Regions from separate parts of the Mus musculus genome. Here all the other regions are linked to region 2. The links are chromatin loops, found by intact Hi-C in ENCODE. Cell type or tissue: heart. All regions are shown on one strand.

Region 1 (5,000 bases), 170 kb after region 2:
TCACTATGGAGCCCTGCTGGCCTGGAACTCCTAGATATCCCCTGCCTCTGCCTATCCCTGAGAGCTCTATTTTAATGACTTTTTTTTTTCCCTCTGCTGTCCATCCCCAATTTTATTATAGGTTGTCCAGTGAGTCCAGCAGCCAGTGGGCATTAGTGCTTCAGTTCTGCATGCTCCATGACAGGAAGCTGAGCGTGTCCTACCTTAGAGAATGTGCCAAAGCCAATGACTGGCTGCAGTTCCTGGTCCACAGCCAGCTGCATAACTACCACCCAGCAGAGGTAAACCACACTCCCTGGCACTGTGTTCTCCAGGACTGTCTGCTCGAGACCCACATTGGCTGAGTCTATAACCTGGTGTCAGGCAAGGGCCAAATCATTGGACAGATGTGGACAAGTTTCTAGGATTCTAGGTTTAACATAGACATTCACTCAAATTCCCTTAAAAGCAACCAACTGTGTGCTCGGGTCTGCAGTCTCAGTACTATGGAAACTTGGGAGGCAGGATTGCAAGTTCTAGCCCAGCCACCCTGGGCCAGATAGCTGGATGTTGTAACAAACATCACATGGTCTTCTCTCCCACAGCTCAGCATTATAAAGAATCATCCTGAGCCCTGTTTTTATTGTTGTTGTTTTTTGTTTTTTTGAAATAGGGTTTCTCTGTATAGCCCTGGCTGTAATGTGAGTTGCCTTTAACATAGAGATCCATCTGCCTCTGCCTTCCAAGTGCTGGGACTAAAGTGCCACTACCACCTGGCTTTTTGTAAAAACTCACTCTGTGAAAAAGAACACTGAGTGTGTTTTAATCGTCTCTCTAGGTGGAATCTCTTCTTCAGTATTTCAGTCCTGTCCTTCAGAGCCACTTGAAGCTGGCTTCTGAGAAACTGTCATCAGGGTCCATCTCTAGGGATGACAGCTGCCTCCAGGAACTCCAGAAAAACAAAGGAGAAACGAGTAATTTCTTTGAAATTCTCCACCGGTGCTCAGATGAGTCCACCTCTTGGAGCTGGCTCCTGGCTGAGGCAGTGAGACATCGGGCTCCCATCCTCAGTGTCCTGGCCTCGTGTGTGCAGGTGAGCTGGCCACAGTGGGTGCTAAAACTCTACCTGCTTGGTGGCTTTGTCAGGACAGTGGCAGGCTAGGGGTGGATGCTGGCCATAAACTAAGACCCGGTCTCATATGGCTTGGTAGTTAGGAGCACACACTGCTCTCACAGAGGACCTGACTGACTTCCCTGCACCCATATTTGGTGGCTCATAGCCACTTTTAACGCAGACTTCTGTGGTTTCAAGGCTTCTGGGCTTCATGAACACCAGCACTCACACTTAACACTCAGATACTCACACACACAATTAGAAATCAAGGAAGTCTTTCAAAATGTCAGAACTACAAAACAGAACAAAACACAGACCAGCAAAGCCCCTTGACACCAAATTTGACCACGAGTTTGAATCCTGAGACTCACGAGGTGAAAGGAAATAGCTGACAGCCATAGGTCCATGACAGGTGTGTACATGCACACATGAGGAAGTAATGAGCTGGGGCTGGAGAGCTAGCTCAGGAGTTAGGGGTGCTTGTTGCTCTTGCAGAGAACTGGAGTTCAGTGCTCAGAGCTGCCTGTTATTCTGGCTCTAGGGAATCCGTTGTCCTCTTCAGGCCTCTGTGAGCATTAACACACATGGGCTCATGTACGCAGAGACAAAACAGAGAACAAGAAGGAAGAAGGAAGAAGGGAAAGGAAGGAAGCAAGCAGTAAGGTGGGAGGGGCCTGAAGTAGCTACAGGGGACAATTGTGAGGCTCTTACACCTGCTTCCAAGGTCAGACCTCAGGCTGTCTGTCCATTAAGCTGTCTCCTGGCACCAGTGAAGCCTACGGTGGGGACTCAGTTTCTGGCTGCCCTCAGGAAGGTGCTCTGCTAGGCAGGCACCCTCCTCCTCTTCCTTAGCACCTTGTTGGGGAAGGTTTTCTCACAAGCTGATTCCAGCTAGTTAGTGGAGTTTTGTCCATCTGTGTGATCGAGGCCCAGTTCCTTCATTTTGAAACATTCTTATCCAATGGTAGGGTGCCAGTGTTGTCTCCTGTCTCTGTGTTTGGATTGTCACCTCCGTGGAGGACAAGGTTGCAGCTGAAGCAATGGGACACATTCAGATCTCTGTAGAGGACCATCACTGGAGCCTGAAGGACCTGTCCATCATCTGGAGAACTGTATTGACAAGACGCAAGAGCCACACTCTCATCCGAGGTTTCCAGCTCTTTATTAAGGTATTGTTATACACATACACACATATGCACTCACACTCATGAGTGCACACACACACTTCAGACATTCCAGAACCTCAGGGTGTCAACATAGCATTCCTTGGCTTTTTCTTATTATCAGACCTGGATTTTTTTTTTTAAAGTCAACAAGAAATATTAATGGTAGCTGGGCGTGGTGGCGCACGCCTTTAATCCCAGCACTTGGGAGGCAGAGGCAGGCGGATTTCTGAGTTCGAGGCCAGCCTGGTCTACAAAGTGAGTTCCAGGACAGCCAGGGCTATACAGAGAAACCCTGTCTCAAAAAACCAAAAAAGAATTACACAAGAAATATTAATGGTAATAGAACTTGTGTGTGTGTGTGTGTGTGTGTGTGTGTGTGTGTGTGTGTGTGTGTGTGTGTGTGTGTGTGTGTTTAGTTTAGTATTGGGTATCCAGCCCTAGGACCTTTGAGATATACTGTATTTATTTAGCAGAGTACTTTATATGTATTGGTTTAGTAAGTTCTCACAATACTTTATAAAAATATTTTGTGTGTTAGGAAGTGGCATTACCTTTCTTTTACAGACTGATAACTAATACATAACTCAAACCGCACATACTCAAGTAGGCACGCTTACAATTCAGATTCATCACTTCTAATCCTAAATTCCTCTTTTCTGGCCTGACAACCCCACCAAAAATAGGCTAGTTGATACCACAGAGACCAACCAGTAGGAGGGTAAGTGGCTGGTGCTCTTTTGCCTCCGGGAATGTTTGTTGGGGCCATAGCGCCGCCTAGTGGATGGTTAATTTTTTCCCCCAAAAGGAAATAACATGGGAAACTTAATTTGATTCTTCCATTATTAATATCTTTGATGATCTGGATTTTCTAATTTTAACTCTTCTTCAAAGGATTCCCCACTTCTATTGATTATGGAGATGTATGAACTGTGTATGTTCTTCAAGAATTACGAGAAAGCCAAAGTTAAACTTTTGGAGTTCCAGAAAAGCCTTGAAACAGTAGGTGGAATTGGAGTGTCCTCCTCTCAGGTCTAAAGTTGGTTGGCAGGTCTTCATGCTGGTGGGTGGTATGGGGAAGCAGTAGACAACTGGTTGTGCCATGTGATTGACAATGAGTCACTGTCATTTCAGAGAAGCCAGACAGGTGGCGTTGTGACTTGTAGTTACCGTAAACAGAAGTGTCACGTCATGTGCTACTGTTATCTGTGTCCTGGTGGAGTAGCCAAACTTAGTGGGGCTGAGATCAGTGGTCCCTGCTGTGGACACCAAGAAGAGAGGGATGGTTCTTTGTCAAATGCAGGCTGGCTCTTGACACCCTCTTCTGGTGCATCTGAAGACAGCTACAGTGTACTTAGACATAATAATAAAGAAATCTTTTTAAAAAATCTTCTGGGCTCAAATACAAGCCCAGACCCCTTCTAGGGAGCTGCCAAGTGAAGCATGGTTGGTTAGGAATAGCACAGGGGGACTGATTTGATAGTAGGAGGCATTTAAGCCTGGGACTTCGGTGGTTCCTAGAGTTTGGCACTCTGGACTGTCACACACATAGCCCCCTCACCAGCACTTCCTGCAGAGTGGCAGAGCTGCCTTTGTCCCCATCACTGCTTCCTGCCATCTGTCGGGTGCACAGACCCTCCTTTTGTGATAGGCCCATGAGAGTAGTAAGAAGCCTTGGGAATGTTCGGGGCTTTCTTGATCCCAGATTTGGGGGTTCTGCTTTTTCTTTCCTTTTTTAGATTTATTTATTTTATATCTGTGAGTACGCTGTCACTCTCTTCAGACACCATAAGAGGGCATCAGATTCCGTTAAAGATGGTTGTGAGCCACCATGTGGTTGCTGAGAATTGAACTCAGGACCTTTGGAAGAGCAGTCAGTGCCTTTAACCACTGAGCCACCTCTCCGGCCTCATGGGGTTCTGCCTGTTCATTCCCACAAACTCTTCTGAGCCTCTGTTGTCTTTCCTAGCTTGACACAGTGGCCGCAAGGGTCCTTCCTATCATACCTGCCTCGTGGATGAAAGACCAGGTTTGTTTCCTTTTGAAACTTATGCCGCAGCAGTGTGAGACGCAGTATGAGCTGGGGAAACTCCTCCAACTGTTTGTTGGCACTGAGCAGCTCTTCTCTGACGGTAAGACAGTTTTATTCTGAAGCTGCTGCCAAGTTGTTAGCTCTTGTATGTTGGAATTATTTTTGGAAGGCGGTCAGAATATTAGATATATTGGATAGATAGCAGCACACTGACGTCCATCCATAACTGAGCATGAAGAGGTCATCTGTAACAGCAGCATCTACTGTAGTGCAACCAGTCCTTCTAAGCAGCTGATACATGCTCGCTCTTGCAAGTGTGCTTGCTCTCTCTCTCTCTCTTCCTCTCTCTCTCTCCCTCCCTCCCTCCCTCCCTTCTTCCCTCCCTCCGTCTCCTCTCTCTCCCTCTCCCTCCCTCCTTCTTTCCCTCCCTCTCCCTCTCTCTCTCTCTCTCTCTCTCACACACACACACACAGAGAGGTGGGGGGGGGGAATGAGCAAGCTAACCTGAGTCATTGTCTCCAAGGTTAGCGGATTACTATGATATTGAAGAGCACCAATCTGAGACACTTGACAGCATGGTGGTTCACACCTATAGGCCCAGTGCCCAGAAAGCTGAGGTAGGAAGATTGTCATGAGATCAAGGCCAGTCTGGACTTCACAGTAAGATCCTGTCTAATAAAAGCCACATGTGTATAGTAGAGGCTGATTTCAT
Region 2 (5,000 bases):
GTTATGATGTACTCCTGCGGGAAAGAAGGGAGTAGCAAGCTGGGGCTTCCAAGGGCTCTGTTAGACTGGTAGGAGGTTATCTACACTGCCAGTCTGTTCTTTTACTTCAGCTCAGGTGTATACCCAGTCCTCCCTTCTAAAACATCCATGGGGAGTTTAGGAGCTCATTGGGAACACAAGGGCCCTGCAGTTTAGTGCAGAAAGCAACCGGAGGTATTCTGGTGTTCACAGATAGTATTAGAATAGAATTTGTTTACTAACCTTTTCTCTGTGGTTAACTGGCCAGGGTTAAGTCAGGGTTGACAAGGAGGAAGGACAACTGAGTGAGCAGACCCAAGTGTTTACTGATTCTTTGTGGGCAGACAGGAATCAGGGAGAAGGCAACACAAATTGTTTACCATGGCTACTGTAGGCCAGATCAAACTTCCAACTCTGCCTTACACAGCCCAGAGCTTACAGATGAGAAAGAAACCTGAGGCTAGGGTGGTAGGAAACTTGGTCAAGATCCTGCCACCAGACAGAGAGGATTAACCAGGGCTCAGCCCAGCTGTACCTGACATCTATACCAGTTTCCACTGTACCTGGTGCAGTCCTGAGGAAATGACCTTTCTTCTGTCAATCATGTAAGGCGATTGCTAGGTGGACCCCATACAGAGTGCCCTGATGGGTCTCTGATTAAAGCTTTCCTGGCCAGTGAGATGGTTTGGCAGGTTAAGGGGGGCTTTGGGACAAGCCTGATTACCTGAGTTTGATGCCTGGAACCCACATGCTAGAAGATGAGAGCCAACTCACAAGTTGTCCTCCACATACCATGTTTCTTCTCTCTCTCTCTCTCTCTCTCTCTCTCTCTCTCTCTCTCTCTCTCTCTCTCAGATACACACACACACACACACACACACACACACACACACACACACACACAGAGTGAATAAATATGTTTTAAAAAGAAAGCCCGTGCCCCAGGCCTGGCTCAAGCCACTTGCTCTAGGCAGCCTCACAGCATCAATGCATACTGACAGCAGCTAGGCTAAACCCGCCTCAACACTATCATGCTCAACAGCAGATCCAGTGCCTGGCTGCAAACCAAGCCTGCAGCCTTCCCCAAAGGCGTCCACGTAAGGTCTAAACGCTTTCACTTCAGACCAGCAGACTCTCTTGTGGGGAAAAGTTCAGGGCTAATTAAACTTCTCCAGAGGGGAAAACCCAGTTCACGTGCTAATGCTGAGAGGCACAGAGCTATGGCGTCCATTGGGTTATCCCATGCTAGGTGCTCTACCGGCACCATCACTTCAGCTTCCGAGGCTCCACAGCCTAAGAATGAAGAATTGAGATAGTTACAACCTGCCCTGCAGCTGCAGGGGCTAAGCAGAGGATGACCACTACTGGAGACCAGGAAGGAGGCACCGACTTGGGTGAGGGGGAAAAAAACATTCAAAGTAATTGAGGCACTTTTCATTTTGCTTTGGGGGAGTGGTTAGGTTTTTTTGCTTGTTTGTTTGTTTGTTTTTGTTTTTGTTTTTTCCTTCACAGTAATTTAAAGAAGGAAAAAAAATCCATTTTTAAAGAAATCACCACCTTAGAACCGCTATCACCAAATCTTTCTCAAAGAAGTCTCAGGTCCCATGTTTGATATTAACTAACACCCTAGATTGTTATGTAAACTTATGTTTCTGTTATAGCAGATACAATTTTAACTTCAACTAAGGTGCAATCTAATGAACCAGTTTTGTTTCTAACTTGGAACCTCACCCACCCTCCGTACTAATGGTCTCAGCAGACAAACCCCAGGCACTTATGTCTCCACATTCTTCCTATCTCTGCTTCCAGCCAGGGCAAGCTGCCCTTGCCGAATCACACACAAAGGTGCAGTGACTCTTCTGGACACCAGAGGGTGCTATGCTGATAGTCTGTTTACTGTTGCGTGGCAGAGGACATTGAACACTTCATTCTTTCCACCATTTCCCTCCCCTCTCTCCCCACACTCTCTCTAGAGGTGACCTTTAAGCTGTCCCTCCTCCCAAATGCTGGTGATACAGCTGAGTGCCACGACACCAAATTTTTGTGGTGCTGGAGAAAGAGCCCAAGGCTTTGTGTATACAAGGCAAGCAACAGAGCTAGAGTCCTCAACAACCTCTCCCTACCTCTTGGTGACTTCACTCAACTGTGGCTCAGTTCTGCCTCCCTCTCTCTGCAGGGGGCATGCCACTGGGCACAAGACCTTATTAAGATCAACCCTTGGTAACTGGAGAGCCAGCTCAGCAGTTGAAACTGCTTGATGATCTTGCACAGGACCAGAGTTCAGGTTCTGGCATCCATGTTAGGCTGTTTACAAATGCCTATAGCTCCAGCTCCAAAGGATCCAACACTTTCTGGCCACTGCAGGGACACATATGCACACACATACACACAAATATGAACTGCCCTGTTTATACCTAAAAAAAAAAAAGTTCTCACAGCTGGTAAGCATATACCTATAGCCCCAGTTTTAAGGAAGCTGAGGCAGAAAGATCTAGTATCTTAAGATAGCTTGAAGTAGACAGCAATATTGTCTCAAAACAAATAAGCCTTAACCTTGTAAATACTAAGAACCAGTGTGGGTCCCCAGCCCCGGCTTTACCAGGCTACCACAGACCACTGAACACCAAAAGGTGGTGGTGGTTGGCCGCCCTGTTTACCTAATCTCCTTTTCCATCTCAGATTTCCTACATGCTTTCCTAAGCTTTCCTCATCTCCTCATCTCTCAGGGTTCTGAGGGCTGTGCTCAGGGGTAGAATGGATGCCTAAAAATGGTGAGAACAGGCAGGCAGACCAATGTACCCATGCATGCATGGATGCACCCATGCATATCTCTCTCTCTCTCTCTCTCTCTCTCTCTCTCTCTCTCTCTCTCTCTCTCTCTCTCTCATACACACACACACACACACACAGAGTTACTTAGTTCCTCTGAGAGCCTATCCCTTCACTTTATTTTCGGTGATTGTCATTTCAGGTACATTCAAGGTTTCCTAAGCAGGATTTCTTGTGAATGATTCACAGAAGTGCAAAGAGGAGCTCTAAGTCTTCTTTAGTTACAGCAGCATCCTACAACCTTTTTTGAGTCAGAAACATCTGAATCACATCTAAAGCCACCCTTCTCTCTTCAGCACACTCACTCTCAGTAGCCTCAGACAATCTCCAGGAAGATGCCCCTGGTCGGATCACCTCAGCTGTCTCTGCCATCCAAATAGTGTGTGTGTGTGTGTGTGTGTGTGTGTGTGTGCATATATATGTGCATGTATATGTATGTGTATATGTGTATTTACATATATGCATGTGTATTTACGTATATGTATGTATGTATATATATGTATGTGTGTCTCTGTGTGGTTTGAATGTCTCTTCATCAGCTCCCTTTAGTATACTTGAGTTCACACCCTCAACCTATTTTGCCTAGAGCAGTGGTTCTCAACCTTCCTAATGCTGCGACCCTTTAATACAGTTCCTCGTGTTGTGGTGACCCCTGATTATACAATTACTTTCATTGTTAGTTCATAACTAATTTTTCTAGTTATGAATCATAATGTAAATATCTGACATGCAGGGTATCTGATATGTAACCTCTGTGAAAGGGTTAAAAACCGCTGTTTGAGAACCTCTGGTCTAGGCGGGAGTATTGTCCCTCCTCCAACCGGCCTGGGTGAGCTGAGAGAAGTCAGGCTCTGGAATAGCCTGCCCATGTACAAAACTGGCTCTCCTCAACGTGCTGTGTACCTAGGGCATGTTATATAACCTCTTGGATTTCCTCTTTTGTATCATGAGGATAATCATGAAAGAGAATGCCGACTCACAGTAAACATGTTTGCTCTTATTACAAAAGAAATAGCTCAAAGTTCTGTTCCAGTAACAGTTTAACCAGCTCTGGACAGCCTTGTCCTTCGGAAAAGGGCAAAGTACTTCAAAGTGTTGTAGGGGAATATTAGACTCCCCTTTTTTTCAATGGTAAATTTGAAAGAAATTTGTCCTTTAAAAGGATGGGACTTGGAAGTCCTCAAGTAGGCCTCTAGCAATGATTTAGGCTTGTTTCATATACCATAGAGATGGAGCTACCCCCATACCTTAAAGGGACAGGCAGGGAAGGTAATGTGGCCTGTGCCCAGATTCTTTTTTTTTTTTTTTGGTTTTTCGAGACAGGGTTTCTCTGTGTAGCCCTGGCTGTCCTGGAACTCACTTTGTAGACCAGGCTGGCCTCGAACTCAGAAATCCGCCAGCCTCTGCCTCCCAAGTGCTGGGATTAAAGGCGTGCGCCACCACTGCCTGGCGTGCCCAGATTCTTAGCAGATGTCTTTGCCACTTGCTCCCACCTGTCAGCCTGCCTGTGACCCGTTAAGGTGGCGTAGACACCATTGTTACTCTCTTCCTGCTTTATCTTTCCCTAACTCCCATGTATCTGTCTTGAATTCTCAGAGTGGGAGGAAAAGCCAAAGGTTTTCCAATTAAGCAAGAGACTTTGCTCTAGCCTTTGGTCCTGGCATATGAGGCGGTCAAAATAAAGGATTGAAGTTCTCCCAAGCCCATTCACCTGGTCCTCTGCCCAGGCTCTCCTTGTTCTATCCAGCCTCTATCCTGCTGAAATTCGAATGTTTATATTCCTCAGTAGCCCTGAAAAATCCTGTTCATCTCACATGGAGACCCCATTCCCCAATCTCACCTCCAGCCACACCAAACACTTCCCACTTATTCATCCTCACAAAGGCCCCTCCTCCCGCTTCCTCCCCAAGATCTCACAAGAGAAGGGAAGCGAAACACCCTAACTCCTAAGGAGACTTAAGTGTGACTGTGTTAGGATTGAAGAGTCTGCAAACACCCAGATGGGTCTATCCAGCAGTCTAGATTGCTGTTTTTATTTGTTTGTTTGTTTGTTTGTTTTTGAGACAAGGTCTCTTTGTATAACCCTGACTGGAACTAGGCTGGCCTCAGACTGCCAGAGATGTGCCTGTTTCTGCCTGCCTCCCACTTGCTGG
Region 3 (5,000 bases), 48 kb after region 2:
TATATGTATACACACATACCATCTTACATATGCCAAAGAAAAGCACAATCGACTCTATAAATGGTCACAGGACTTACGCTCTTCAATACTCAATACTCAAATTATTGAGACTATTAACTAGCACAATACTCCATACGTCAGCATAACAAATTAAAAAAAACAAAAAAACAAACCAAGGTGGGGGATACCATGAAGTACAATGAAATTTTGAAGTAACTCCTGACTTAAAGAAATAAGGTTTGTGATTGCAAGCTTGAACAACCACTCTGGAAATCAGTCTGGCGGTTCCTCAGAAAATTGGACATAGTACTACTGGAAGATCCAGCAATACCTCTTCTGGGCATATATCCAGAAGATGCCCCAACCGGTAAGAAGGACACATGCTCCACTATGTTCATAGCAGCCTTATTTATAATAGCCAGAAGCTGGAAAGAACCCAGATGCCCCTCAACAGAGGAATGGATACAGAAAATGTGGTACATCTACACAATGGAGTACTACTCAGCTATTAAAAAGAATGAATTTATGAAATTCCTAGGCAAATGGATGGACCTGGAGGGTATCATCCTGAGTGAGGTAACCCAATCACAAAGGAACTCTCACAATATGTACTCACTGATAAGTGGATATTAGCCCAGAAACTTAGGATACCCAAAATATAAGATACAATTTGCTAAACACATTAAACTCAAGAGAACAAAGACCAAAGTGTGGACACTTTGCCCCTTCTTAGAATAGGAAACGAAACACCCATGGAAGGAGTTACAGAGACAAAATTTGGAAGTGTGACGAAAGGATGGACCATCTAGTGATTGCCATATCCAGAGATCCATCCCATGATTAGCTTCCAAACGCTGGCACCATTGCATACACTAGCAAGATTTTGCTGAAAGGACCCAGATATAGCTGTCTCTTGTGAGACTATGCCAGGGCCTAGCAAACACAGAAGTGGATGCTCACAGTCAGCTATTGAATGGACCACAGGGCCCCCAATGGAGGAACTAGAGAAAGCACCCAAGGAACTATGGGAACTGCAACCCTATAGGTGGAACAACATTATGAACTAAGCAGTACCCGGGAGCTCGTGTCTCTAGCTGCATATGTATCAGAAGATGGCCTAGTCGGCCATCACTGCAAAGAGAGGCCCATTGGACTTGCAAACTTTATATGCCCCAGTACAGGGGAACGCCAGGGCCAAAAAGGGGGAGTGGGTGGGTAGGGGGGTGGGGGTGAGTGGGTATGGGGGACTTTTGGTATAGCATTGGAAATGTAAATGAGCTAAATACCTAATAAAAATGAAAAAAAAAAAAGAAATAAGGTTTGCCTTAGATCATGGGCCTGCCTGCATATTTAAGACCAAATAGCAGCTTAGAAGAAATCAGAGCACACCCCACCACCACCATCTGTCCTCTGAGGTAAAGAGCTGACAAGCTCTGCACCATGACACAAGCCAGGCTGCTCCCCTTTACCCTAACAAGTAAAACCGAAACTGGCTCCAAGCTATGGCTCCCCACACCTTCAAGCAAAGGATTTCTGATTCTTTCTCTGTCTCTCCTTCATTCTCTGTCACAGTTGGCGACAACATGAAGCTCCTCCCAGGTTTAAAGGAAATCATCTTGTCCTTTAAGGTCCTGCTATGTTGTCTCTGATAACAAGCTCTAACCGCCTCCATTGCTCTCCTACCTCAAGTCCCTCATGCTGCCTCTGGTGGGATGCTGTCCCTCATAATGCTTTCCCACTCAAGCTGACCACGCCCCATCATGGTTGTAAGACTCTCCTTCCTAAGAAAGCTCACTGATGCAGGGCGATTTCCAGTTTACTCCTTTTCTGAATTTATAGCTTTGGTTTCTAACAGTCAGTCCTAACACTGAGGTACAACATTAAATAAGGTTTTCAATCTTATGGGAAATTATTGATAGAACATTAAATGCAAAGCTGAAAGACTTCAAGATGACCTCAGCTCTACAAACTCTGTGTCTTATTGTAAGACAGGAGAGACACAGGCTAGTGAGTAGAATTGTTTCTAATTTAAATATCCTTTATTCTTTTTTATATTTCTTATTTTTGTGAATTAAATGATTTACATTTTTTTTTAATTTTTGGCATTTTTGAAATAGGGTCTCATAAAACCCAGGTTGGCCTCAAACTAGCTTTATAACTGAGGATGACCTTGGCCTTTTAATCCTGCCTTCACCGCCAGGCTGCTATGATCACAGGCATGCACTGTATGCCTGGTTTACGTAGTGCTAGGGATAAGACCCAAATCCCACGCACACTCGATAGTCACTCTAACAACTGAGCTACATCCTCAGCCTGTTACACTTATATTAAGACAATTTAAAAACATAAAATTTTAAAGTATATGTGACTTTAAAATTTGAGGACCTTCTGGGAAGAGGAAAATAGCACAGTGGTTGAGAGTTTGGACTTCAGATCTAGATATGGCTTCAAATTCAGCTTTGGACTTCAGATCTAGATATGGCTTCAAATTCAGCTGTTCTTTCTGAATAAAACTGAATGAATTATTTAGCTCTCGAGATTTATATTCTCAATTGTAAAATGAACGGGGCTCATTGCATATACAAGCTGTGAGAATCAAATGAAATATTGTGAACCAGCAGGCACAGTGGCACATGTCTTTAATCCCAGCACTTGGGAGACAGAGGCAGGTGGACCTCTGTGAGTTTGAGGCCAACCTGGTCTCTAAAGGAAGTCCAGGACAGTCAGGGCTCTGTTACATAGAAAAACCCTGTCTCAAAAAAAACAAAAGAAAACAGGAAAAGAAATATTGTGAACTGCTTGTCTCACAAATGCCTTGTGCTTTGCAAATGTTCAATAATAATGTGTTTACTGTCAGTAAGTAGTGCTTCATGCAGATATTTCAGGATGTATTCTATTTATGTTCATATTGCACCATCTGGTGGTTCCATAAAGAAAAGGCTCTACAGAAGTAGTGGAGGTCTGCAGCAGAACAGGGTAGGGCATCGGAACACATGAACTCACAGTGGCTATCACCACATGCATAGGACTATCACAAAATCAAGCCAGCCAAAATCCAAGATGAGCAGGGAGGGGCTCATGAAGGTCCAGCCCTAGCTGAGAAGCTGTTGTCATAGATACCTGCATAAGAGGGAGGATTTGCTCAGGGATGCAGCCCCTGAAATGCTGCCAGTGCTCCAGTAGATGGTCCTATACCCATGTGCACTAAACAGACACAGCAGGATTTTAAAAGGAGGGAGAAGCACCAGATGCAGTGGTGCACTGTAATCCCAGTGTGAGCAGGCAGAGGCAGGGGGAGACTGTCAGTCTGAAGCCACCCTGGTCTACACAGTAAGTTCCAGGACAGCCAAGACTTTACAGAGAGAGAATACATGAAATTGGGAGGGGGATTAAGGGAAGGGAAGTCAGGTAGATATGATTTAAAAAATACTTAATATGTACTATGAATTTCTTAATTAAAAAAAAGAAAATTGAAAAGTAAAAAGCAGAATCTTAGGGTATATTTACATAATTAAACTTTGGGTTTTGTTTGTTTATTTGTTTGTTTGTTAAAAAAAAAACTCTCTCTAGTTGCATATGTAGTAGAGGATGGCCTAGTCGGCCATCAATGGGAGGAGAGGCCCTTGGTCTTGTGAAGATTATATGCCCCAGTACAGTGGAATGCCAGGGCCAGGAAGCAGGAGTGGGTGGGTTGGGGAGCAGAGTAGGGGGAGGGTATAGGGGACTTTCGGAGAGGAAACTAGGAAAAGGGAAAGCATTTGAAATGTAAATGAAGAAAATATCTAGTTAAAAAAAAAAACAAAAAACAAACAAACAAAAAAACCTCAACAGCATCTTCCTCTGTAGCCTAAGTAGCCTAGGCTAGCTTGGTGCTCATTTAAATCCCTCTAATGCCAAGATTTCAGCTAAAATGTACCTTGCTTGGCATGTTGTCATGTATGTGTGTTTGCGGTTTTCTCTGTGTGTAAACATGTGTGAGCATGTGTGTGGAGGCCAGAAGCTGTATGGCATTCCGTGACTCATCAATATTTCATCATCACCTTCTTTTTAATGATTATTTTTATTTTATGTGCATGAGTACTTTCCCTGTATGCATATATGCACACCACATGTGTGCCTGGAACTCTCGGAGGTCAGAAGAGGGTGCCGGATCCCCTGAAACTGGAATAACTGATGATTGAGCCACCATGTGGGTTCGGGAACCAAACCCAGGGCCTCTGAAAGAGCAACAAGATCTCCTAACCAGCGAGCCATCACTCAAGACTCACTTCTTCTCTTTTTTGTAAAAATTTCTATAACTTTGAACAAATTAATCCTTTTAATCTTAGATCTCTTTGTCTATACATAAGAACAGTGATGATGATCATGTTAATCTCAGAGGAACTGTGAAAGTAAGATAAACACACAGTCAAACTCAACGTTTCTATATTCACTTTGAACAGCCATGACACATAGTAACCAATACCTTTTGGACAGTTCTTGTTTGTGTTCTGGTGTTGGTCTAATGTTCTCCTTATCACTTGATGCCATTCTGTCATGCTGTAAATTGCAAAAGAAATCACAGCTTAAAATTTAGCAACTAACCGGGCAGTGGTGGCACACGCCTTTAATCCCAGCACTTGGAAGGCAGAGGCAGGTAGATTTCTCAGTTTGAGGCCAGCCTGGTCTACAGAGTGAGTTCCAGGACAGCCAGGGCTACACAGGAAAACCTGTCTCAAAAAAAACAGACAAACAAAACAAAAAAGCAGGGAATGTTATAATAATACTTTCATTTACCTGTCTGCCTGTGTGTCTGTGTAAATCATGTCACATGTGTGCAAGAAATGCCTCAGAGGCCAGAAATGCTCATTTGAATCCCCCAAGCTCGAGTTGCAAGCAGTTGTGAGGCACCTGATATAGGTTCTGGGAGTTCAGTAGTAAACTGAACTCTGGACCTCTCAAAGAGCAGGAAGTGGTCACCTCTAAGCTATCCCTCTGATCTCATACTAACTTTTTAATAG

Evidence for each region. A loop is a pair of places that touch in the nucleus more often than their neighbours do. Peaks named below come from ENCODE experiments on the same cell type or tissue, not always from the same donor. Only the 100,000 strongest peaks of a DNase experiment are listed, where the experiment ranks them.
Region 1: it touches region 2 in a loop (8-fold over the local background); 16 of 42 quality-filtered maps call a loop at or near these places.
Region 3: it touches region 2 in a loop (6-fold over the local background); 24 of 42 quality-filtered maps call a loop at or near these places.

The regions. Positions count from the first base shown.
Region 1 is chr2:122,068,127-122,073,126 of GRCm38, reverse strand. It overlaps Spg11 (SPG11, spatacsin vesicle trafficking associated), which reads left to right. Exons shown (of 40, transcript NM_145531.2): 24 at 122-281; 25 at 818-1,072; 26 at 2,062-2,262; 27 at 3,151-3,258; 28 at 4,226-4,388. Among named protein-coding and RNA genes, the nearest start is that of Eif3j1, 42 kb to the right of the region's middle. In heart, a CTCF peak has its summit at 3,041 (motif pointing left); no DNase peak of the experiment used is centred here.
Region 2 is chr2:122,240,933-122,245,932 of GRCm38, reverse strand. The region is part of intron 1 of Sord (sorbitol dehydrogenase); the gene reads right to left. Among named protein-coding and RNA genes, the nearest start is that of Sord, 8.6 kb to the right of the region's middle. In heart, a CTCF peak has its summit at 1,883 (motif pointing right); a DNase peak (open chromatin) is centred at 1,902; H3K27ac peaks cover 400 bases.
Region 3 is chr2:122,192,771-122,197,770 of GRCm38, reverse strand. Terb2 (telomere repeat binding bouquet formation protein 2) reads right to left here. Exons shown (of 7, transcript NM_028914.1): 5 at 4,466-4,539. Among named protein-coding and RNA genes, the nearest start is that of Terb2, 9.0 kb to the right of the region's middle. In heart, a CTCF peak has its summit at 2,922 (motif pointing left); no DNase peak of the experiment used is centred here.